4 separate regions of the Homo sapiens genome follow, and all the other regions are linked to region 2. Evidence: chromatin contacts called from ENCODE Hi-C or POLR2A ChIA-PET data. All regions are on one chromosome and are shown on one strand. The core of a region is the stretch at or near the end of the contact, and the rest is flanking DNA. Distances in the headings are between cores, read along the strand shown.

Region 1 (6,034 bases), core at 3,535-6,034, 8.1 Mb after region 2:
TTGAGCCCAGCATTCAAGACCAGCCTGGACAACACAGCAAGACCCTGTCTCTACAAAAAAAAAAAAAAAAAAAAAAAAATTAGCCATGTGTGCTGGTGCGGCACCTGTAGTCCCAGCTACCAGGAAAGTTGAGATGGGAGGATTACCTGAGCCCAGGGATGTTGAGCCTATAATGAGCTGCAATCACACTAAACTCCAGCCTGAGCAATAGAGTGAGACCCCATATCAAAAAAACAACAAAAACAAACATTAGTTTATAACATATGTATTACTACTTCAGCCTAGCACTACACAACCAGTAAGATAATACAAGTAGTTCCAAGAGAAGGAAGCAGCAGCAGGAACTACTGACTGTGGATCTGCTAAAATTATAAAAGGAGCAACTGCAGAATTATTGGAGATCTATGTAAATAAAACAGTAGTTTGTATAAACCCTGTGATCTTATTCTAGTTCTGAGTTTAGAAAGGTCACTTTGAGTTGCATCAGTTCATTAATGCCTCAAATTATCATTTTTCAGGGTTGCTCTCAAAAAGAACTCATATGTGATGAATTATCTTTCTACCTCTCACAATGTCTAAAATATTACACTTTGTCAATCAAACATTCAAATTTAAGTGAGTGTTTAACCCTGGGCATTTGTTAAAACTGTATGTTAGCAGAATAACACAAAGCAAAAACCTGTGATGTATGGGTCTTTGCAAGAGGAGAAGTGCATGCTTCTTGAAATTGATCTTCATTAATTCCAATTTCTTTGAGGTAACCTTCTAACAGCTTTTCAACCTAAAAAAACAAAGTTTAACTTTTATAATTACATAGAAAAATTCTACATGACAGTTTGCATATTAAGTATTTAGTTTAGAAAAGTATCATCGAATTTTTTGCAAATATTAATCTACATATTACATGACAGTGACATTGTCTTTCACCAAAACACAAATTAAAAGTTAATATTTTTGCTGAAAATCACATGAAATTGTATTTCTTCTAATAGAAATAGTTGAAGTCAGGATTATGAAGTTCAATGTGGTACAACTCTTCTGCTACCCAGAGGCATTTTTTTTTCTTCTTTTCTTTTCTTTCTTTTTTGAGATGGAGTCTCACTCTGTCACCCAGGCTGGAGTGCAGTGGTACGATCTCGGCTCACTGCAACCTCTGCCTCCCAGGCTCAAGCAATTCTCCTGCCTCAGCTTCCTGAGTAGCTGGGACTAGAGGCGCCTGCCACAATGCCCGACTAATTTTTTTTTTTTTTTTTGGTAGAGATGGCGTTGCACCATGTTGGTCAGGCTGGTCTCGAATTCCTGACCTCAGGTGATCCGCCTGCCCTGGCCTCCCAAAGTGCTGGGATTATAGGCATGAGCCACCACGCCTGGCCTTTTCTTTCTTTCTTTCTTTTTTTTTTTTTTGAGACAGAGTCTTACTCTGTTGTCCAGACTGGAGTACAGTGGCACAGTAATGGCTCACTGCAGCCTTGACCTTCTGGGCTCAAGAGATCATCCTCCCACTTCAGCCTCCCAAGCAACTGGGACTACAGGCACATGCCATCATGACTGATTAATTTTTGTAATTTTTATAAAGATGGAGTTTCACCATGTTGCCCAGGCTGGTCTCGAACTCCTTGGCTGAAGCAATCCACCTGCCTTGGCCTCCAAAGTGCTGGGATTATAGGTGTGAGCCACTGAGCCCCACTGCCAGAGGCATTTTTTAAAATCACAAGACAGGCTGGGCAGTGGCTCACACCTGTAAACCCAACACTTTGGGAGGCCCAGGCAGGTGGATCACTTGAGCTCTGGAGTTCCACACCAGCCTGGGAAACACAGAGAAACGCCATCTCTACAAAATACAAAAAAATTAGCAGGGCATGGTGGTGCACACCTGTAGTCCCAGCTACTCAGGTGGCTGAGATGGGAGGATCGCTTGAGCCTGGGGAGGTTGAGGCTGCAATAGGCTGTGATAGTGCCACTGCACTCCAGCCTGGGTGACAGAGCAAGACCCTGTCTCAAAAATAAAAAATAAAAAAATCACATGACAACCATGACGAAGTGAATAATTAATATGTCCCTGGATGCGTCAACAAAATAAGAATAAGATATAAAGAATACATGCAAGAACCCATAAAGAGTTGTAAAACCATTCCTTAGAGTAGAGGAGATAAGTCATCCAAATGAGATATTCAGAGCACCTGTGGAGACAGATATAACTGGCACTATTGTTAAGGTAGATTGGATTTTTGTAAAATTAAGGATTTTTAATGTAAAAATATTTTTCTTCATTTAGAAAAGCTATAAGTAGTATTAGCCTAATTACTTTTAAAAATCAGTGAAAAAAAATACTCACTAGTTCTTTGTATTCCTGATGAATCTCTGTATAGGTCAATTTGCTTTCTTCTTCATCATCAAAAACTAAATTTAAAAGAAAATATTACATAGTGTAAAAACCAAATCATTTTATTAATGCAAATTTAAAAATCCACTCCTTCCAAATAGAACTGTCAACCTAGCTCTTCAGCTTTGAATTCTTAGGGTTTATCTTTTAAAAATATATAAATGAATATATCTAAAAATATATACTATTGGCCGAGCACTGTGGCTCATGCCTGTAATCCCAGCACTTTCGGAGGCCAAGGTGGGTGGATCACCTACGATCAGGAGTTCGAGACCAGCCTGGCTGATGTGGTGAAATCCCATCTCTACTAAAAATACAAAAATCAGCCAGGCGTGGTTGTGCGCGCCTGTAGACCCAGCTACTCGGGAGGCTGAGGCAAGAGAATTGCTTGAACCCAGGAGGCGGAGGTTGCAGTGAGCCAAGATTGCACCACTGCACTCCAGCCTGGGCGGCAGAGTGAGACTCCATCTCAAAAAAAAAAAAGAAAAAAAAATATACACACACACACACACACACACACACATATATACTATTAATTGTAAACAAGCTTTTTTGCCTACTTGAGAAAATATTTAAAATGAATACTACCTCATATTTAAGACAAAAACACATTTCAATCAATATGAGGCAATAATTTCTTCATAACTTTTAATGTAATATTATTGTTAATGGTTAAATCCTTTTACAATAGGTTCCATATTATTTTATTGTACTGGAATTTTGCTGATGTAAATGTTACTGAAAGTGACCAGGCAATTTTTGTTACCACAGATAAATAATGAAGTTAAATAAAATCAAAACAAGTGTTTACTGAATGATCATATGTATAAAACAATGCAGTGAGCCAAGATCACGCCACTGCACTCCAGCCTGGGCAACAGAGCGACACTCTGTCTCCCAAAAAAAAAAAAAAAAAAGGAGTACAAATACAAGTTATTTTGTTTTTGAACATTGTTAAAAAATTACCTGTAAAAATAACACTTTAATAACTACGATTTGAATATTGATTATAGCAATGAAAATGTAATGAAAAGATTCAGTGGTCAAACTGAATTTCATCTTTACCAGATTCATGATATCTTGGAATTTAAAGAAGTCTTAAAAGGTCATCCAGGATAACCGACCATTTGATAGCTGAATAGCTGAATCCCTCTAACCCTATTAAGTCGCTATCAGATCCATTCAAACACTGCTGGAGCCGGGAAGCTCATTACCTTCTGAGGCTGGCTAACTCATCTTGGATACATTCTATCATGAAACACTTCCTTCACTGAAATTTGTTTCCCTGTAGCTTGTACCAACTGACCCTAGCTCTATTCTACTCAACCTTACAACACAAAGCAGATGTTCAAATAATTGATGAATACTACTACCCTCAAAGTCTTGCCCGATTAAACAACCACAATAACGCTTGGGCACTCATTTATATGACGTGGTTTCTGGTTCCTTTTCTGCGAATGGGCTGCAAATAGTCTCCACGAACTGAATGCAGAACTCCAAGCCTGAAGAACTGCTCAGAACCCGGAGATGCCTGTCCTTCACGGGGAATATTATGCCATATCTATACGCCTCATTTGTTCCAAGAATGGTCCTGCCCCACCTCGCCAATTTTTGGTATAGCGAAGAGTAGAGAGCTCACCAAGGGGAACACAGGCCACCAAAATCACCGGCTCTGGGCTTCCTGGAGTTATCACATGCCCTCCTTTGCAGTTAACTGTTGGTTTGGAGTGAAATCATTTCTCATTTCCTAAGCTGACTACACCGGGCGAAATGCTAGGGATCATAAGGAACTCAGGTAAACCGACGCTTCTCCTCTCAAGTCTGGCAAAGCTGTTGAAGAAGCCCAGCCAAACAGTCCACCTGCCGAGGGCAGAAACGTTCGGGACAGGGTGAGAGACCGAATTTACGATTCAAGTCTAATGTTCTTCGGACGTGCGCTTCGGCCCCAGAGAAGGGGAGTCTCGGTCCCCGTTTTCAGGTCTGCGAAGGAACACATTGGCAGGGTGAAAGGAATTCCTCCCACACAACCAGCTCTAAACCTGATGACGCGGGTGGAGAAGGTGGTGAGGGGAACGAGACCTTGCGACAGGGGTGGAGACAGGGGGTCGGGGAGACGAGAGATGGCTTGTGGTTACCAACCCCCTGCCCGCCGCTGGTGTGAGAGAGGAGAAAAGGATTGTCGGTTCGGGCTCTGGTTTTTACCTTCACATTTCTGTTCCACAAAGTCCAAGATGGGGATGGACCAGTCTGGGCCTCGCAGGAACCCCGCGATGCTCTCCACTACCCACTCCACCTCGTCTTCTTCTTCCGCAGCCATCCCGCCCCAAAGGGGCAACGGGGAAGATCCCTAGGCCAGACCGCCGGACCCCGGTTAGGCCTTTGGGCCACAAGGAGCCGAGAGGGAGTAGGGGAAGAGCTGGCCCGCAGTCGCTCAGCCCCCAGGATAGAAGCTACCAACCAGTTAATGCAAAATGGTCGCTATGGCAACACACGTAGCCGCCCTAGACCGCGGCCCGGAAGTGAAGACAACTTTCCAGGAGCCTGCGCACTTAGCGGGGAGGGCAAACGTTTGAAAAACGTTTCTGATTGGTTAAAAAAGAACAGTGGACGAGGGCTGAGAAAAGAAGTGTAGCTATTGGCTGGAAGTCATAGACAGATTGCGCTCTCTCTTCTGATAAATGCGTAGGAGCCAAGGTTTAGAAAACGCGCAGTAGACGGGCGCGGTGGCTCACGCCTGTAATTCCAGCACTTTGGGAGGCCGAGGCTTGCGGATCACCTGAGGTCAGGAGGTCGAGACCAGCTTGGCCAACATGGTGAAACCTCGTCTCTACCAAAAATACAAAAATTAGCCTGGCGTGGTGGCGCCGCCTGTAATCCCAGGTACTCGGGAGGCTGAGGCAGGAGAATCGCTTGAACCCGGGAAGCCGAGGTTGCAGTGAGCCACTGCACTGCAGCCTGGGAGACTGCGTCTCAAAAGAAAAACAGGAAGAAAGAAAAGAAAAAAGAAAAGGCTCAGTGAGGGTCTGAGGTAACCGGGTCTCCACCTGACAGGGCTTCAGCGGCTGCAGTTCATCATTGTATCCCCAGCACCTCAGTCCCAACCATTTTCAGACCATTGGCCCAGAGGCGTTTGTAATTAAAGGGTTGTCTGAAAATACAAAGCCGAGCTGTGTGAGACTCGCTGATTGTCTTACGGTCAGTTTGCATCTGTATCTTCAGGCGGGTCTTTAATCTCTTACGCTTGGATAAAGATAACTAGAATTAGGAGCTTTTCAAGGGCAAGAGCAAAGTTAATACTCACTTAAATAAATGCCTTGGTAACCAAATCTTATTATAACTCCAACTCAGCATTTAGGTGGAGTCCATTGTGGAATGGGGTCTTCAGTGGTCATTGTGAAGGTGTTTGGAGTCCCAAAATATCTTCAGACAACCATATATATATATATATTTTTTACATAAATAGGATTATATGTACAGTTATGAATTTTTTTCTTATATCTTTATCTTTTAAAAATATAAATTTGTGCTTTCTTTGCAACTGCATAGTATTCCATAAACCATCCTTTAGTCTATTTTTATTTTGTGAATGTGCACACAGTATCTTACCTGAATGCATGAAGATGATCATTATGTGCCTTTTTTTTTTTTTTT
Region 2 (5,785 bases), core at 2,242-4,741:
CTAGGACAAGTTACTTAACCTTTCTGTATTATTTCCCCATAGTAAAATGGAGATAATAATAGCAATTACCTAACAAACAGAGTAGTTTTAAGGATTAAAAGAGTTAACACACAAAGCACTAAGAACAGTACGTAGTGAGTATTTATAAATATCATCACAGAATTTTCCTCTAAAGACTTTAATAGCCTGTGGTTTTCTATTTACATTTCTGTTGCTCTGTATTAGGCCATGAAGCGCTCTTGAGAACAGTCTGTCTTTGATATGGATTTGCATTTCCACAAAAAGTATTTGTTGAATGAAGGAAGGTTAGGGTATAAAGTATGAACAGATACTACTTCAATGAACAGCAAACTAGGATAAGAAAAGGGGGGCTGAAGAGAGTGAAGATCACTATCTATTAAGTTTAACTTCCCATAAGGTCACCTATATGGTTAGAATAATGCAGTCAATTTTAGTAGCTACTTAAAAACATGTTCACAGTATCACAGTCCTTAGTGAAGGGGTTGTGGCCACCTAATGAACAGTTAATTCCACCTCAGCAGTTTTCTTCTGTGTCTTTGGGGAAATTACTTTCCCAGGTAGGTAATTCCATCTTATTAATGGTAGTATGAGGCTTAGTGTTTGAATGTCTGAAGATGAAACAGAGAAAGAAAAGTCCATGTATGGTTCTTTCTGCTCTTCTGCAACATTGCAGTTGAAAAGCAGGAGGGTGGGAGAGTCCTGCTGACTTTCACAATGTTATAGTGTGAACATAGGTTACTATTCTTTGCTCAGATATCTGGGCAGTGTGCCAAGGTCCAAAAAAGGAACGTCTTTGCTCTTAGCAGGGCACCAATGACTTTCCTGCAGATGCAGGCTCTGTGCTAACTTCTCAGCTATAAAGATTGAATTTAAGTGTCTGTTATTCCACAGACAGAGCCACATATTTCTTTTTCACTTTCAAATTTATATATATTTCTAAATTACATGTATTTCTATAACACAAAAAACTAAGCAGTACCATTTAGATTCCTTCATACAGTTTATTTTGCTGTCACTCCCTACAGACAACAAGCAAAGAATCCTCCGCTTTGAATGAGCTTACAGAAGAAGGCTCTTTTCTAACTCTGTCCATTCACACACCCTCCTGAGGGGGCAGGGAAATTGAGTCATGTGTGAGTTTGCTGTCAGTTCCAGCAAACTGCCAGACAAATTCTTCCTCATGTTCTGTCTCTGTGTTATCTGGCACCCCAGTGACCTTCCAACGGTGGGGCCTTGCTAGGGAAACTAGCTAAGAATCTGGGGCCCAAAATCTCTGTGACCTTGGGAAAATTATCTGACCTCACCAGACTACATTATAAGAGTAGATAATATAATCTCCAAATTCCCTTTTAATTCTACAATTCCAGTATTTTGAATGGCAAGGAATAAAGCTATCAAGTAATCTACATGCTGATAACATATTTGAGTTTGTATATGCAGTATGAACTGGTAACTTCATCCGGAATCTCAGCTAGTAAAAATAAGTTTTCAGGGAGTTGAGTACACTGTCTCTCCCCCGCTGCGAGACCTCACTGCGGTGGTCCCTATAAAAATAAAAATTCAGAAAGACTTGGTAAGTGTAAGACACAATATAGAAAAATGGCAAGAGTGTGAGACTCTTGGAGCAAATCACATTCTCTTTGGGTCTCGATAAACTCCATTTTAAGATCTGAAGTGGGGAGATTCGTCAAGATGACCTTTAAAAGATCCCATTCAGTTCTAAAAGCAAAAAGTCCAAGGTTATCAGATAATAAGTACCTCTGCTTTCTAGCTAAGGTTATTAGGACAGAAACTACCGAAACCATAATTTAAATGACTAATTATGTGACAAAACATTTAGGAAACCTAGGTTTAACACCTACTGGAAATTAGTAGCTGTCTCCACTGGCCCCGTTAGACAGGCAGAGAGAGTAATGCCCTTGCCTTGAAAACGTGTCTTTTCAGGTTCTGGGAAATTTCCAATTCATTCAAACATTTCTCCACATTCTCCAGCCGTTTTAGTATTTTGCAGATAAAGTAGGAAAAACAGTCGCAACTATAAATACAAGCCATTGTATTGATAGTATGAAGCGATTTCTCTGAGTTTGATGACAAATGTCACCTTCAAGCAGTACGCAGATTATTCCTACGCCAGAGTTCCTTCACCAACTCTCCCCCTCCCCCTCTCTTTCAGCAGAGACAAGCGATGGAGATGCAGGTTACCCAGGTCTTCCATGACAAAATGGTTACTCTGTTACATTTAAGAGAGGTGCTTCTGGAATTCACAATATACAGTTCAATAAAGAATATTTGCAGTAGTTATTTAGTTAGTGATGCTGTCACTTCAATATATCCTGGCATTACAAAAAAGGTCAATGAACGGGTTCCAAATAACATTTTGAGAAATTAGATATGGCGGAAACACGTCTGCTGCAAACGCAGATCGTAATCTGGAGCACCTGGTAAATACTACCTTTCCAGCTTTTTGCTTTCAAGGTCCCTGTGACAAAAGCCGTTATAAACACTGTGGGCAAATGAGGAGAAAAAGGGGTTAGGACCCAACCTTTCCCTCCCATCGCAAACCTTATCGTCCTTATCAAACACCGTAACGTCCTTTGGAAAATAGCTGCAGCGTCGCATTTTGTCCTCCCGTCATGCAGCAGGATTAAGATCGCTCCTCTCCCAGGACAACTACTTCTCCAGAGTCCTCCTAAGAGCGCCCCATACCCCGCAAGGTGGAAATCAATCCCTTCCCATTACTGGGTCACTGCGGCAATCCCCAGAAGATGAGTCCGAGCTTGCCAAAGGGCGCGAAGGACAGTGCCTTGCACAGCTGCCTCCCAAAAGTCCCTAAAGTGCAAGAAACCCCACTCAAGGGCGCGAGGGCCAGAGGTGGGCAGGAACCCGGGGCCCACACTCACCATGATTGAAAACTGCGGGGACAATTTCAACAACTGCAAAATGAGCCTCAGAGAGTCAGGTCACCTCTACCGCGGAACTGACTCGGAGAGGGCGAGCGGTGTTAGCGAGAAAAGGCTCCGCTCCCGACGCGGCGCTCTCTGGGAACTGTAGTTTACGCTGCCCTGGTTGTGGCGCAATCTCCAAAGCATTTCCTTCAAGTGTTGAACTACACTTCCCGATACCAGAGGTTTTTTTCAAGCTCTTCTCACTGCGCTCTGCGCCGATTGCAAAGTAGTCCCTGAGGATGAGCCCCTGTGATTGGAGGACGACAACAAACGGATGGTTTGGGCTCAGGAGGAAAGGACCTGCCTGATGGAGCCCGGCAATTGGCGGGAGAGATAGCGTGTGTAACTCTAGGGAGGGGAGAATCACCCCTTAGCGACATCACCCCCACGCGCGTGACTGAGACTGCATCCTCCCATGAGGGTAAACGTGGGAGGTAAAGAGACCTTCCGCTGCGTAAAGCTGGATCGACCCGGAAACAAAATCTTTTAAAAAACGATTGACACTCTGGAGGGGCGGGGGAATTGATAAGTTGGGACGACCGGACAGCTTCTCAGGTTGCTAAGCGACGAGGCGGGAGCGCACGCACACCCTGGCTGCTTTGTAGCACCTGAGGAAACTGTGGCGGCGGCGGCGGCGTCCTGGAGACCCAAGAGACCAAGCGAGCGTGTCGCTCCCTCTCGGGTCCGAGGACCTAGCCTAGGAACCTTCTGCCCGGGGTAGTGTCTGGTGATGAGGCGAGAGTTTTGCTGGGACGCCTACTCCAAAGCGGCCGGGAGTCGCGCTTCTTCCCCACTCCCGAGACAGGTGAGCCCTGGCCCGAGGGCAAGGGGTTTTCTTTTAACCTTAGGATCCGGAATGCGGTTGGTGCGCCGTCCCGCTTTGCTTTTATCCGCTGTGCGGATGCCTGCAAGCTCGCCGGTCCCTTTTCTGAGCGGAGTATGAGGGCTGTGGGAATGCAGCTATTTTGGAGGGGGTGGTGCCCTGGAGTAGGTGCACCCCCGACCCCAAATGGAGCTCTTCCAGAGTTATATCAAAAATATTTATTGAGCATTTACTTTGTAGGAGGTGAGCCTCTCCCTTCCAGGAGGTCACAGTATACGGTTCTAATTTGCTCTAAGCCCTCCGTGAATGTTGAGTTTTGTCCATTCCCTTTTGGAAGAAACAGGATGCGCCTTAAACCATCTTGAGTCTTAAAGTTATGCCAAACAGGCATTTCTAAGGAAAGACTGGCGACTGAAGGGGAGACACTGGTTGTTTAGTCAGTCAGTCTCAGCTGGTAAAACAACTTAAGAGGTTCTCTTTAAAATTAATGCTGCCAAGAGAATTGCTGTGCTTTTTGAAAGCTTGTTTCTTGTGGATGTTAAAAGGAAGATATGATGCTCGGGAGTAGCATACACAGCATATACGTAATGAAAATGAATAAAACATCTCTATTAGATAACATTGTTAGAACTTCCGTTTTTTCTCTGTCACTGATAAATGAATGCCAAGTAATATCTTTCAATTTTTCTCTATTTCAGTTTGGAGGATTTGCTATTTTTGGAAAGAAATGTAATGCTTTACTTTTAGCATTTATTAATATCATACCTGAATGACTCTCCTTGTATCTCTTTATTCATTTGGCTCTCAGACAACATACTTTCCTGGTTTTCCTCTTTTGTTACTGGTTCTCAGTTCTGCGGAGTTTCTAAATTTTTTTTAGTTGTGATCTCTTAACATTGGGGTGCCTGTATTCTCTGTCTATACTAAATCCCTCAGTGAGCTAATTCATAAGTTGCATCACTTCAAATGCTACTTTTAATGTCAAAAACTCTCAAATTTATGTGTCTAGTCCTGAATTAGTAGGTGTGCATTATTCTCAAACCTAGGTTCTCTGAGTTTTACTTTTTACTCTGAGCAGTTACGAAAAATTTCTTCCATTATCCTCCTAAATGAATTCTTCTACTAGCTGCTAACAGAAAGATTTTTCCATGTTGTTGTCCTTAAAAATATCATGATTTTACCTAATGTAAATGACGAGTTAATGGGTGCAGTACACCAACATGGCATGTATACGTACATATGTAACAAACTTGCACGTTGTGCACATGTACCCTAGAACTTAAAGTATAACAAAACAATCTCATGATTTTTGTCCTCGATTTACAGTGAATTTTACAAGGGAGACTTTTTATAACCAGAATTCTCACTGCAGTCCTATAGCAGGACAGGACATTCCCATACTCCAAGAAGGCCACAAACATGTAAGCCCCCGTATTCCCATCCAGTCCAGATATACAGAATTGAAGTCACCTGTGTGGTAGTTCACGGGCCTTGTTCTGTTTATTGCTAGTTGCCCTTGTAAATCAGGTTAAGGAGCATATTAGCACTGATTGTAAGTTACTTTTCTCAGGTAATATAATACACTGCAAGAGAAGATGTTTGGTAAGGTGGGTATATCAGCACATTTCCAATTATACTAATAAGATTGTCTGTGTTCTCTTCCTTTTGAACCGTCTTTGGTAATAGCTAATGTCAAGTAGCACAATATGTCATTGCACTTTCACTGTGAGTTTGAATCTCCAGGTGGTTTGTGAATGTGTTGCAGACATTCATTTTTTGTTAAGGCAACAAACAGAGCATTAAACTGTTATGCTATATTTGGAGTTATGCTTAACATTTTTTTTGCCCAGCCTCGCGTTATTTAGTAAGGTAATATTTAATTCAAATTGTAGAAAATGTTTGAAATACCATTCTAACAACATCCAGCAAAGATATTAAAGGATCATTAAGTTTCAAATCTCTGAAATAGAATGTTGGCTCTTGATACCCAAGGCAC
Region 3 (5,629 bases), core at 2,673-5,172, 7.9 Mb after region 2:
AATTTAATCAGGATGGAGACACAATTCTATTTGTGATTGAGAAAGAAGATCCTTCTGGTAGCGGTGTAGCACAGACTTTCTTAAAGTTGAGTAGGCTACATTCTTTCAAGAGAAGAATTTTTTCCTGAACACTTCAGGGACTGCTGATACTTTTAATTATAATGTTACTATATAACAAAATATAACTTCCATATTGTTACAGCTTTTAGTCATAAAAGCAATATAAATGTATATCCTGTCTAAACTAAACTACAAACTAAATTAAAATATAGTTAAAGGGCCGGGCTCTGTGGCTCACGCCTGTAATCCCAGCATTTTGTGAGGCCAAGGCAGGCAGATCACCTGAGGGTGGGAGTTGGAGATCAGCCTGGCCAACATGGTGAAACCCTGTCTCTATTAAAAGTACAAAAATTAGCTGGGCGCGGTGGCGCACGTCTGTAGTCCCAGCTACTTGGGAGGCTGAGGTAGGAGAATTGCTTGAACCCAGGAGGTGGAGGTTGCAGTGAGCCAAGATTGTGCCACTGCACTCCAGCTTGGGCAACAGAGCAAGACTCCATCTCAAAAAAAAAAAAAGTAGTTAAGCATAATTTAATGCAATGGTGTTTTACTTAACGTAGTTGCTTATTCAGAACATGCAGTGGTATTAACTGTTTTGATGCAGGTTCATCAGAGTTTGAAGAAAAGGGAAAAGGAGATCTGAGAAGTTGCTGGTGGATTTAAGTTGGATCATTTTTAATGTCCTTCAGCAGTCATAGGTAAATAAATCCCTTTTAAATTATATTTTGGCTGTTGAACTACACTTGACATAACTCTACTTGCAGAATAACATCTCAGACTGAACCTCACGGATTATAGCTTCAGTAGTAACAACTACAAGAATTTAAACTTATTATATTTTTCTTTCTACGCTAATCTAAAAATGCTTAATATAAACATATAAACGCATTCTGTATCATCTATATCTTCATAATAAAGCTCTGCTGCAAGATTTTAGTGCCTACATTTGCTTTTGAGTTTACTATCCAATTACTACTATTTGAATTATATCAGATTTGTGTGAGGAAATGGGGGTGGGGGATTCTTAATAGGTAAATGCTGCTTTCCATCACTTCTGGCTGGATAAAAGCTAACCGATTCAAGGAGTTCAAGGAGTTCTGAAGAAGAGAAAAATGTTCAGAATACCTGGAAACTGGAGGAAGAATTAAGAAAAGTCTGGATAAGCCTGGGCGCGGTGGCTCATGCCTGTAATCCCAGCACTTTGGGAGGCCGTGGCGGGTGGATTGCCTGAGGTCAGGAGTTCAAGACCAACCTGGCCAACATGATGAAACCCCATCTCTACTAAAAATCCAAAAAATTAGCCAGGCATGGTGGCAGGCACCTGTAATCCCAGCTATTTGGGAGGGCTGAGGAAGGGGAATCACTTGAACCCCGGAGGCGGAGGTTGCAGTGAGCTGAGATCACGCCACTGCACTCTAGCCTGGGCAACAAGAGCAAAACTCTGTCTTGAAAAAAACGAAAAGGCTGGATGAAAGCTAAATTTACCATTTATTGAGTGTTGACAATGTGCTAGGTACTATTATATCATCTGACACTTTTTTTTTTTTTTTTTTTTTTGAGACGGAGTCTCGCTCTGTCGCCCAGGCCGGACTGCGGACTGCAGTGGCGCAATCTCGGCTCACTGCAAGCTCCGCTTCCCGGGTTCACGCCATTCTCCTGCCTCAGCCTCCCGAGTAGCTGGGACTACAGGCGCCCGCTACCGCGCCCGGCTAATTTTTTGTATTTTTAGTAGAGACGGGGTTTCACCTTGTTAGCCAGGATGGTCTCAATCTCCTGACCTCATGATCCACCCGCCTCGGCCTCCCAAAGTGCTAGGATTACAGGCGTGAGCCACCGCGCCCGGCCGACACTTTTAATCCTTACAAAAACCCTATTAGATTCATATTACTATCTGTTTTTATGGGGAAACTGAGGCTCAGAGAGCTAGAGTCACACAACTGGTAATTAACAGAGACAAGATTGGAACCAGCTGGGACTAACTCCAAGTCTATGCTCTAAACTATTAGGCAATACTGCCCAAATGAAAATGATTACATAGTAATTAAGTATATTAACAAAAAGATGATTTTGTATTCTTACTCTATAAATCAAAAGTCATGTTCAATTGTGGCAAGTAGGTTTTCTGAGAGATTTATCTTCATGAGAGATTTCAATAGATTGGTCTGGAAAACTCTGTGGCAACTCAAGGTAAAGTAAAAGGGAGGAGACGCAAAAACTGCTTTAACACTAAAAATCTGTAAACAAAGTTAATGGTAATCCCTCTATTGGAATGGAAATCCCAAATCAGTAATAATAGCTCATGAAAGCAAGGTGTCAGAAAACTGCTTTGCCAGCAAATCATTTGTCTGTTTAGAGCTCATCATTCTTTTTTCTTTTTTAAATCATCACGGATCAACATTTTTAATTTTTTTTTTTTTTTTTTTTTTTTTTAGATGGAGTCTCGGTCTGGAGTGCAGTGGCGCGATCTCGGCTCACTGCAACCTCCGCCTCCTGGATTCAAGCGATTCTCATGCCTCAGCCTCTGGAGTAGCTGGGATTACAGGCACGCGCCACCACACCGAGCTAATTTTTGTATTTTTAGTAGAGACGCGGTTTCAGCATGTTGGCCAGGATGCCCTGGGTCTCTTGACCTCGTGATCCACCCGCCTCTGCCTCCCAGCGTGCTGGGATTACAGGCATGAGCCACTGCGCCCGGACTTTTTTTTTTTTTTTTTTTTTTTTTTTTTTTGAGACCGAGTTTCACTCTTGTTGCAATGACGCGATCTCGGCTCACTGCAACCTCCGCCTCCCGGGTTCAAGCGATTCCCCTGCCTCAGCCTCCCGAGTAGCTGGGATTACAGGCATAAGCCACCATGCCCGGCTAGTTTTGTATTTTTAGTAGAGACGGGGTTTCTCTGTGTTGGTCAGGCTGGTCTCGAACTCAGGTGATCCGCCCGCCTCGGCCTCCCAAAGTGCTGGGATTACAGGCGTGAGCCACAGCGTCCAGCCAACGTTTTTAATTCTTAAAACTGTGTTTGAATGAGTGTTGGGTTTTTGTTGTTTGGTTTTCTTTGGGGTAAGGCGGTTATCACCTTACACAAAAAATTTACATCATAATATGAAAATGCCCATTGGTTCATTCAAGGAAAAACATAAAGAATTTCTAACAGAATGGATTAATGGGGTGGAAGAAATTTATCCATTCTCTAAAAATTTTTCAAATCCCAAAAACTTTTTTTTTTCATTTTACAAAATATTTACTTCAAACAGTAGCTGGCATTTTGCATTTAAGAGTTCGACCAAAAGGGACAGAAATATAAATTGCTAATTATTAGCAATGGAAATGAAAATGAATCAGAAGTGACAATAAAGATTTCTAAAATTACAAGTCGATGAAAAATGAATTTACTGTAAATTGGTTAACACAAATCGCTGTAGTAACATATCTGCTATGTGAAATTTTTAAAATAAAAACCAGGGCGGAGAAGGGGAGAAGGAGATCTCTTTCCAAGGCCCACCACCCAAATTCTAATTCTTAGTTCACAGATCCAAATAATAATAATGTGTTGTTCTATGACTTCTAGTATTAAAAGTAAATATAAATTTACTCTGCATATTAAACATTTACATTATTCTAGGACTTCTCCTTTAAATTACGATAGTACACACACAAAAACCTTATTTATCTAATTGCCTTTCGTTGGCACATAAAGACAAAGATCGTTTGCAACATAATCGCGTTCTGATAGGTTTGACCCTCTCTAGTCTTCGTAGAAGGTGGCCAAGGTTTCCGTTACCCCGGCGTCCCTCGGGCACCGCGGAAACGAAACTCCATCAGGCTCCGCCCCACGGTCTGCGGAGTGAGCCAATCAGGGCACAGCCTGCGTTGACCGCGTGCCGGGTGTCATGGCGGCCTGCAGGTACTGCTGCTCGTGCCTCCGGCTCCGGCCCCTGAGCGATGGTCCTTTCCTTCTGCCACGGCGGGATCGGGCACTCACCCAGTTGCAAGTGCGAGCACTATGGAGTAGCGCAGGGTCTCGAGCTGTGGCCGTGGACTTAGGCAACAGGTAAGGAGTGACGTGCGTTCACTGTATTGTCATAAGGTGTCTTGTCCAGCCAGCTTGAGCGTATTCATCTCCCAGGGTAGAAACCCGGTATCCCAGCTCTATTTAATCTCTCCTTACCCTAAACCTAAATTCCAAATTTCCCTTTCCGGGTTTGGAATGTGTCTCCTCGGACCCTCCTTCCCGCGCTATGTCGTTCTCTCTGTTGGTGTGTGCCGGGCTTCTTTGCTCCATCCGACTCTGTCCGTCCACCTGACTTCCGATCTCTTTACTTTCCGGGACCACTGGGCTCTTAAGTGGGAAACATTCCACCTAGGAATAACGAGTTGACGTGGGTGAGACGAGGCCCCCCGGGATGCTGGCCCGGACCCTGGAAGCTGGGGCTCTGATGCCCCTCGAGCTGGGACACAGACCTCAGCAGAGGCTCCGGGTGGCTAGTGCACCACGGGTCCCCCACGTCCCACTCCTCGGGCTCCTTCAGCCTCCTCTTCACCAGGAGCCTACCTTGTAGAAGTTGAACACCAGGTCCAGTTCACAGACATTGTGGAAATATTCGTTTAAGACCTGGGAGAGGAAGGCAGAGATGGTAAGAGATGGACAGGGAGAGAGCCACACACGCACAGAGATGGGAACAAGGTCATCAGAAAGAGACAGCAAAAAAAAGAGACCAAGAGGGAGGCAGGGGAGAGAGAGAGACAGTGACAGGGAGAGAGGCAAGGAGACACACAGAGAGAAACAAAAGCAAAGATCGATGCAAAGAGATGGCAAAAGGTCAGGCGCTCACACCTGTAATCCCAGCACTTTGGGAGGCTAAGACGGAAGGATGACTTGAAGTTAGGAGTACAAGATATCATGTCATCCAATCTAATTGATTGCCTAAAGTGTGACCACTATGACCCTGGGTTAGGAGGAAAAGGAAAAGTCAGTTTTTTGAACGCCAGTTATATGATCCTCGCAATCTTTTTAAACCTGTCGTAAAGGTACTATTACCCTCATTTTATAGTTAAGACTACAGAGGCTCAAAAAAGGTTAGATAACTTTCTAAGAGTCTATAAAAAAGTTAGTATTATGGGACTAGGTGGTTTTTGAATTTCTGTTTTTTGCTTACAAAGCCCATACTTTTTTTTAGGGGACCGCTTTTTAAAAAAAAAGTTTGCTTTAATCGTTCTTAGAATAAATGGAATTGCTAATGCAAACTTCATATATCTAAATTTTTTACGTGTACTTTGAAAAAATTTGGACCCCAGTTCATACAAAAAGCAAAAAAATCATTTTGAATCCAGGTCTCGCACTCTAACTTTGATAAGTAGTTGACATTGAACAGGTTAATTCACCATTTTCTTGTGCAAAGTGTGGAGAGTGGATTCCATCAAGGGTCTGCAAACTTTTCTATAAAGGACCAGATAATATATATATTAGGCTTTTTGGGGTACACACTGTGTGTATGTGTTTACAAACCCTTTAGAAATATTTTAAAAAACGGCCGAGCACAGTGGCTAACACCTGTAATCCGAGCACTTTGGGAGGCT
Region 4 (5,719 bases), core at 1,617-4,116, 5.5 Mb after region 2:
TACTATTTTCCTTATTTTATTAATCAATCTTTTAATGGATATCCCCTCCTCATTCCAACTCAATGATCCATTAAAGTTCAGTGTAATTTTTAAATGCTTAAATGCAATGTAAAGGCCTATCCAGCCCATGGTTCCTTACCTGTACCACAGATCACAGAAAATAATTTTGAGTGTTTATTTTTTCAATTATCCCAAGAATGGCACATCCCTAGGGACCACTCTAGATGCACGAGAGAGAAGTTAATTCATTTCACAGAATAGATGCCTTAAGTTTTATCTATGAATTCTCCAGTAGAGCCCAATTAAGAAATGACTAGACTCTTGTATTGCCTAAATATTGATTAAGATTCACAAACAGAAAGTGTTTTTATCTATACAGTTGTGGTTTCTCATCTGAAAAAAGCATGTTTCTAAGAAAACAAGCTCTCAAAAAAAAAGAAAGTTAGCATTTTGTCTGGCAGATTGTATAATTATGCTCTAAAAAGACTTCTAAGATTTACTCAGAAAAACATGGACAACAAGGAGTGGGTCAGTGATGTCTTGAACCTAGACACTGTACTCTATTATTACTTAATCGAGTACAATCATGAATTTTAATAAAGTACACATATGAATTCCATATTTCCATTCTTAAAATACCACTAAGTAATCACGGTTACAGTCACAGATATAAGAATAATTGTTAATTTAAGGTTTTACTTTACCTAAATATATCAATCCAAATCCTCCAGAGCCAATCTTCTTGCCCAGTACCCACTGATTGCCTTCCATATCATCCAGAACCTTGCCTTCTGGAAATGGAATAGGAAGTTTGTATTTTTCATTTCTTTTTGGTGGCATCACTTCTGTTGGCAGAAGGGGTGAGATAAATGGGTAAAAAGAAAAACAAACAAACAAAACTCTTAAAATACACTTCCCAAAATGTCTTCAATAGGGAACTTTCCCAGGTTCCCAGAAATTAGGATTCTAAAGTTAATTCAGTTTGGAAAAGCCCACACATTATATTCAAATTAGAAATTCACATACATTACAATACTGAGATCTAAGAGGTATAGATATTTTAAAAAAACAGAAGCAAACTAACCAAATTTCATCCAAAATTCATTTCGGGGTTCTATAGCACATATTAACAGTGCAGGACACACCTTAAGAAACACGAAATTAACAATTTCCAATGAAGAAAGAAAATAAATTTCATGTACATGGAAATATTGCTGTCACTGAGAATGTAAAATGTTAAAAGTGAGAAGGTCTTCAGTCACTAGAAAAGAACACAGGATTGGATTGGGAAGACACAGACAATGGCAATGGACATCTCACCACCGTGATACTAGGTACTCAGTAAACATTTGTTAAATGAGCCAGGGATTTTCACGGATATGTAACTTAGCAGAATACTAGGCCATCAGTTCTCGGGCTGCCAAAATATTCTCAGCATTTTGTCTTCTTACCCTCTTTCTCAGTTTATCACAGTGAAAACAGTCCTGCCTTAGAGATTACAACTGTGCCACCAACAACAAAAGCATAATCTCCACAGCACAGCCATGCAACTTTAATCAACTAATTATAATTGTACATAGGTTAGCAAATTTCTCAATGGGAAATTCTGAGTTAAAAGAGAAAATTTCTTAGGGGAAAATACATATGCCAGCATACATGCCTGAAAATAATTTAAATGTGAAGGTAACCATGATCCTCTAAGTATTTAAAACTATTAAGAGTTTCTGACATGAAAGTTAATTAAAAACGTATATACGTAAATGTAAAGTTTTCTTAATATAATCTTCCTAGCTTCCATAAAAGAAAGTATCTGTTTTTCCTTTAACGGGTTTTTCCTCCTTCACTTAACTGCTTTTTTACTTAGCAGTATTGTCCCAGGTAGAGTCGCTGCGTGTATCTTTAACAATATTCACCTTCCTCCTGATAGGCACACAAGGGCTGGGAATTTGGATGGTGAACTATGCCTAGAGCATTGATTGTATCATAAAGCAGGAAAAGTTTTTGTGGAGGTTTCCCTTGACCAGTACATTATATAGGCTGGTGCCTATTACAGATTTACTGATTTAAAACTTAAAGTCTCCAAAGTGTAAACTACTGATTAAGGAATAAATTCTAAATAATTATAAAAAAGATAAATACACTTTGGGGCAAGGCAGCGGCCTCAGGGCTTGAGGCGGTAAGGGAGACTCTACGAAATGTACATCCTGGGGGCGAGTCCCGAGTTCATCTGCCAAGGGAAACGACAGCCTCTCAGGGCCCGTCCCTGTCAGGGGTGTCCCTTCGGCTTCTGGGTACCTTCCCAGGGCTAAGATGAGTCCTCAACACGAGTTTCCGAGCAAACTGGTACCCAGGGGTTAACATGTGCCTGGGCTGACCTCCAACCCCGCCGCGGCCCCTGACCCTGCGGAAGGTAACGAGAAGCAGCGCGGCCCAGCCGCCTGGTCCGTCCGCCCTTAGCACGCCGGGGACCTACGGCCAACCCCGCGCCCCAACTTCCCGCCACAAGTTCTCTCTGCACCGGCAAAAAGAGAAACTCCACCCACTTTTCCGCTAACACGTCGGACCCGCTTTTGGCAAACGTGAGTAGAAGGGGACGCCTTGTTCTCACTCCCAGCGGGGAAAAAAGAACCAAACGCGGAAGCAGCGACTCTGCCCGGGCCGGAGCTGAGGCCCGGGGGCTGGGACGGCCCGGAGTCCCCGGCATCTAACTCCGACGGCAGCCCTTTTCCGAGCGGGGCCGCGGCTCCGGCACTGCAAGCGGAGGTGCCGCCCGCCACCCAAGACCCCAGAGCAAGAGACTGACCGGGCCTCAGGATCCCCCGTCGCCGGGCCGCGCGCACCGCCTCCTACCTGCCGCTGCGACGAGGCGGAGCCCCCGGGCCTACAGTCCCGCGGGGAGGCGGGCCCAGCACTCGAGCCTGCCCTCCCTAGGACCTGCCTAACTTCTCTCCAGCTGCGTCGGCCTCGCAGTGCAGCGGCCCGCGGAGCCTCACACAGGCCGCAGCCGGTTCCTTTCAGCGGCCTGTCCACGCCCCGGAGACGCCCAGGGGAAGGAGAGGGCGCGGCTACATGGGGAATGGGAGCTGTGTTACTACCTCCACCCTGGCCCGCCAGCGTCTGGACGAAGAACCGCCGCCAGACCAGTTTGGTACGAAATAAGCACGACATGCATTTGTGTAGGAGTGTTAGATCTCCTGTACCACAACCTGAGTACTACGAGCTTCCAAATGGCTAGTCCTTACCGAGCTCTCGCCGAGCAACTAACTATTGGTACTAGCGAAGACTCCAGTTAGGAGGGCCTGTATGTAACTCACCGCGTTTAAGTTCTCAAAGGCATATTGGTTCAGGACCTATTTCTGCCATTAATCGTAGGATAATTTAACACCGTAATTAACAAACTTCAGGTTTTTTTGTCTGTGAAATGGAAATAACCCTTGTTGTTAGATTATAAGGTTATTGGTTATAAGATTATGACAATAAGGTGAGGACTTTATTAAGCAGTTTTCTAATACATAAAGACTCATAGTGGCCAGGTGCGGTGGCTCACGCCTGTACTCCCAGCACGTTGGGAGGCCGAGGCGGGTGGATCATCTGAGGTCAGGAGTTTGAGACCAGCCTGGCCAACATGGTGAAACCCTATCTCTACTAAAAATACAAAAAATTAGCCAGGCGTGGTGGCGGACGCCTGTAATCCCAGCTACTCGGCAGGCTGAGGTAGGAGAAGCGCTTGAACCCAGGAAGCAGAGATTGCAGTGAGCAGAGAGCGCGCCACTGCACCCCAGCCTGGGCAGCAAGAGGGAAACTCAGTCTCGAAGGAAAGAAAAAAAAGACTCATAGTAAGCTTATATTTTAGACTAAACCAAACAAATGCTTAGACAAAGATTATTAATACGTCAGCATTCTACATAGTAACCACCAATAATTGGTTGGGATACAAATACTGAAAGGAAAATTAGAGCCCTTTAATGACTTTGATAGAATAAGGAATTGGGGCTCCCTACATCTTTCAGACTGTCACCAAAATGAAAGATGGCATGAGAAGACGTTTCTAAAAACAAACAAAAAAGTATTTTTAAAGAAACAGTCCATAGAATAATTGTGCCCTTAGTCATTCACTGGTCCAACAGTGTCCTTTCTTATTTTCTTAAGATATTTATATAACAGATGCATAATTACAGATATTTATGTAACAGATGCATAATAATCCTAATATCCATATTGGGTACTCTTTCCTCCTTTCCAAATTTGTTTAGCTTTCCACCACTTCCCCGGCTCCCTTTTGAGAAGAAACAACTCCAGTAGCAACCACAGCAGATTACTTGTAGGTGGTTCCTCTCCCTACAGGCATGTATCCAGTGTTAGTAAATCCTGTTGGCTCAACCTTCAAAATACATCCAGCATCTATCACTTAGCACCCTTACCTGCATTCTGGCCCAAACCATATTTTTTCTCTAGGTAATTGTATTACCCTCCTAAATGTTTTATACCCTCTTATCCCTTTAGTCTGTTCACAGCAAGCAGCCACATGATCCTTAACGCTTAAATAATTACTGAGCTTAAAACAATTCAGTGTTATTCCAATTTACTCACAATTAGCCAGTCTTCGCTATGACTTTAAACAGCATTTCTCAACCTGGGCACTATTGACAGTCAGCCTGGATAATTCTTTGTTGGGGGTTTGGGAGAAGGAGGAGGATTGAGAGATAGGCTGTCCTGTGCATTGTAGGATATTTAGCAGTATCCCTGGTCTCCTCAGCACTCCCTCCCACACAAGTTAACAACCAAAATATCCCCCAACATGACGAAATTTTGCCAAAATTGCCAGTCGTTGAAAAGAACACTGATCTACCTATTATGCACTCCCACTCCCCAATGTCCTATTACTCTCTTCAACCACAGTGGCCTGCTGTTCTCAAGAACTTTTCGCATTTACTGCCACCTGGACCACTCTCCAACCTGGTATCCGTATAGACTGCTCCATCACTTCCTTCAGGTCTTTATTTAAAAGTCAGTTCAGTGAGACCTTTCCTAAACATCCTATCTGAAATTTCAGCTCACCCACAATATTTCGTAGCCTCTTTCCCTGTATTTTTCCCAGTACCTACTGCTATACAGCAATATATTATACAGTTTATTATTTATTTTGACAAAAGACAATCTTTTTCAGTAAATTGTATGTTTCATGAGGTCAGGCAACATTTTTGCCTGTTTTCGTCACTACTGTATCCCCAACCCCTAGAAAGGATATGGGCAACCATTTCCTTCTTCAATGAATAAATGAACCATGCTGGCCCCATTCCAATTCCCATGATTGGTTTAGACAGTACAAAATAAGCATGTGCTGAGTCTAGGTAACGAGGTGAAAAGAAGTTTGCTGGACACATTCTTGGAAGAGATAGTCTCTGATGTGATGGTTAAAATGGCTGCAGTCATCGTGTGACCACAAAGATGGGAAAAAGTACTAATCTAAAGCCCCAGGAATGGCAGAATATTCAACAAATGTTAGAACAGCTAGACATCCATATATACAAAAAAAAGAAGAAAGAAAGAAACCTCAACCCTTAATTCACACCCCATGTAAAAATTTACTTGAAACTGATCATACAGCTAAATCTAAATACAAGATCTAAATCTCAAACTTTTTAGAGAAAACCTAGCAGAAACTCTATATAATCTTTAAATGTGTGCACTTATAAAGTATAAAAAATTTAAAAGCTGG

What was found. A loop is a pair of places that touch in the nucleus more often than their neighbours do. ChIA-PET counts read pairs that join two places held with the same protein, here RNA polymerase II (POLR2A). Pooled maps may share reads with other maps.
Region 1: a loop to region 2 is called in a map of naive thymus-derived CD4-positive, alpha-beta T cell, with 30 times the contacts of the local background. The contact joins the promoter of CFAP36 here to the promoter of WDPCP in region 2. A Hi-C loop is called at or near these places in 1 of 168 maps with a recorded cell type or tissue (naive thymus-derived CD4-positive, alpha-beta T cell) and 8 of 50 pooled maps. POLR2A ChIA-PET finds 5 or more read pairs at or near these places in 1 of 52 experiments (CD4-positive, alpha-beta T cell).
Region 3: a map of naive thymus-derived CD4-positive, alpha-beta T cell shows a loop between it and region 2 (21-fold over the local background). The contact joins the promoter of PNPT1 here to the promoter of WDPCP in region 2. A Hi-C loop is called at or near these places in 2 of 168 maps with a recorded cell type or tissue (both naive thymus-derived CD4-positive, alpha-beta T cell), 1 of 37 single-sample maps with no recorded cell type and 8 of 50 pooled maps.
Region 4: a map of CD8-positive, alpha-beta T cell shows a loop between it and region 2 (9-fold over the local background). The contact joins the promoter of VRK2 here to the promoter of WDPCP in region 2. A Hi-C loop is called at or near these places in 4 of 168 maps with a recorded cell type or tissue (CD4-positive, alpha-beta T cell, CD4-positive, alpha-beta memory T cell, CD8-positive, alpha-beta T cell and 1 more), 1 of 37 single-sample maps with no recorded cell type and 9 of 50 pooled maps.

The regions. Positions count from the first base shown.
Region 1 is chr2:55,518,468-55,524,501 of GRCh38, reverse strand. CFAP36 (cilia and flagella associated protein 36) reads right to left here and starts at 4,784. Exons shown (of 10, transcript NM_080667.7): 1 at 4,586-4,784; 2 at 2,336-2,400; 3 at 680-781. The coding sequence starts at 4,700. RefSeq lists enhancers at 4,004-4,253, 5,434-5,483.
Region 2 is chr2:63,586,183-63,591,967 of GRCh38, reverse strand. WDPCP (WD repeat containing planar cell polarity effector) reads left to right here and starts at 3,491. Exons shown (of 18, transcript NM_015910.7): 1 at 3,491-3,771. The coding sequence starts at 3,697. MDH1 (malate dehydrogenase 1) reads right to left here and starts at 3,005. Exons shown (of 9, transcript NM_005917.4): 1 at 2,922-3,005. The coding sequence starts at 2,924. RefSeq lists enhancers at 2,975-3,294, 3,806-4,326.
Region 3 is chr2:55,692,137-55,697,765 of GRCh38, reverse strand. PNPT1 (polyribonucleotide nucleotidyltransferase 1) reads left to right here and starts at 3,922. Exons shown (of 28, transcript NM_033109.5): 1 at 3,922-4,103. The coding sequence starts at 3,943. RefSeq lists enhancers at 3,733-3,882, 3,913-3,972, 3,983-4,102 and a silencer at 4,673-4,732.
Region 4 is chr2:58,043,953-58,049,671 of GRCh38, reverse strand. VRK2 (VRK serine/threonine kinase 2) reads right to left here and starts at 2,866. Exons shown (of 13, transcript NM_006296.7): 1 at 2,804-2,866; 2 at 705-845. The coding sequence starts at 840. LOC107984043 (formin-2-like) reads left to right here and starts at 2,439. Exons shown (of 3, transcript NR_171623.1): 1 at 2,439-3,148. RefSeq lists a silencer at 2,614-2,883 and enhancers at 2,487-3,042, 3,034-3,153, 3,043-3,598.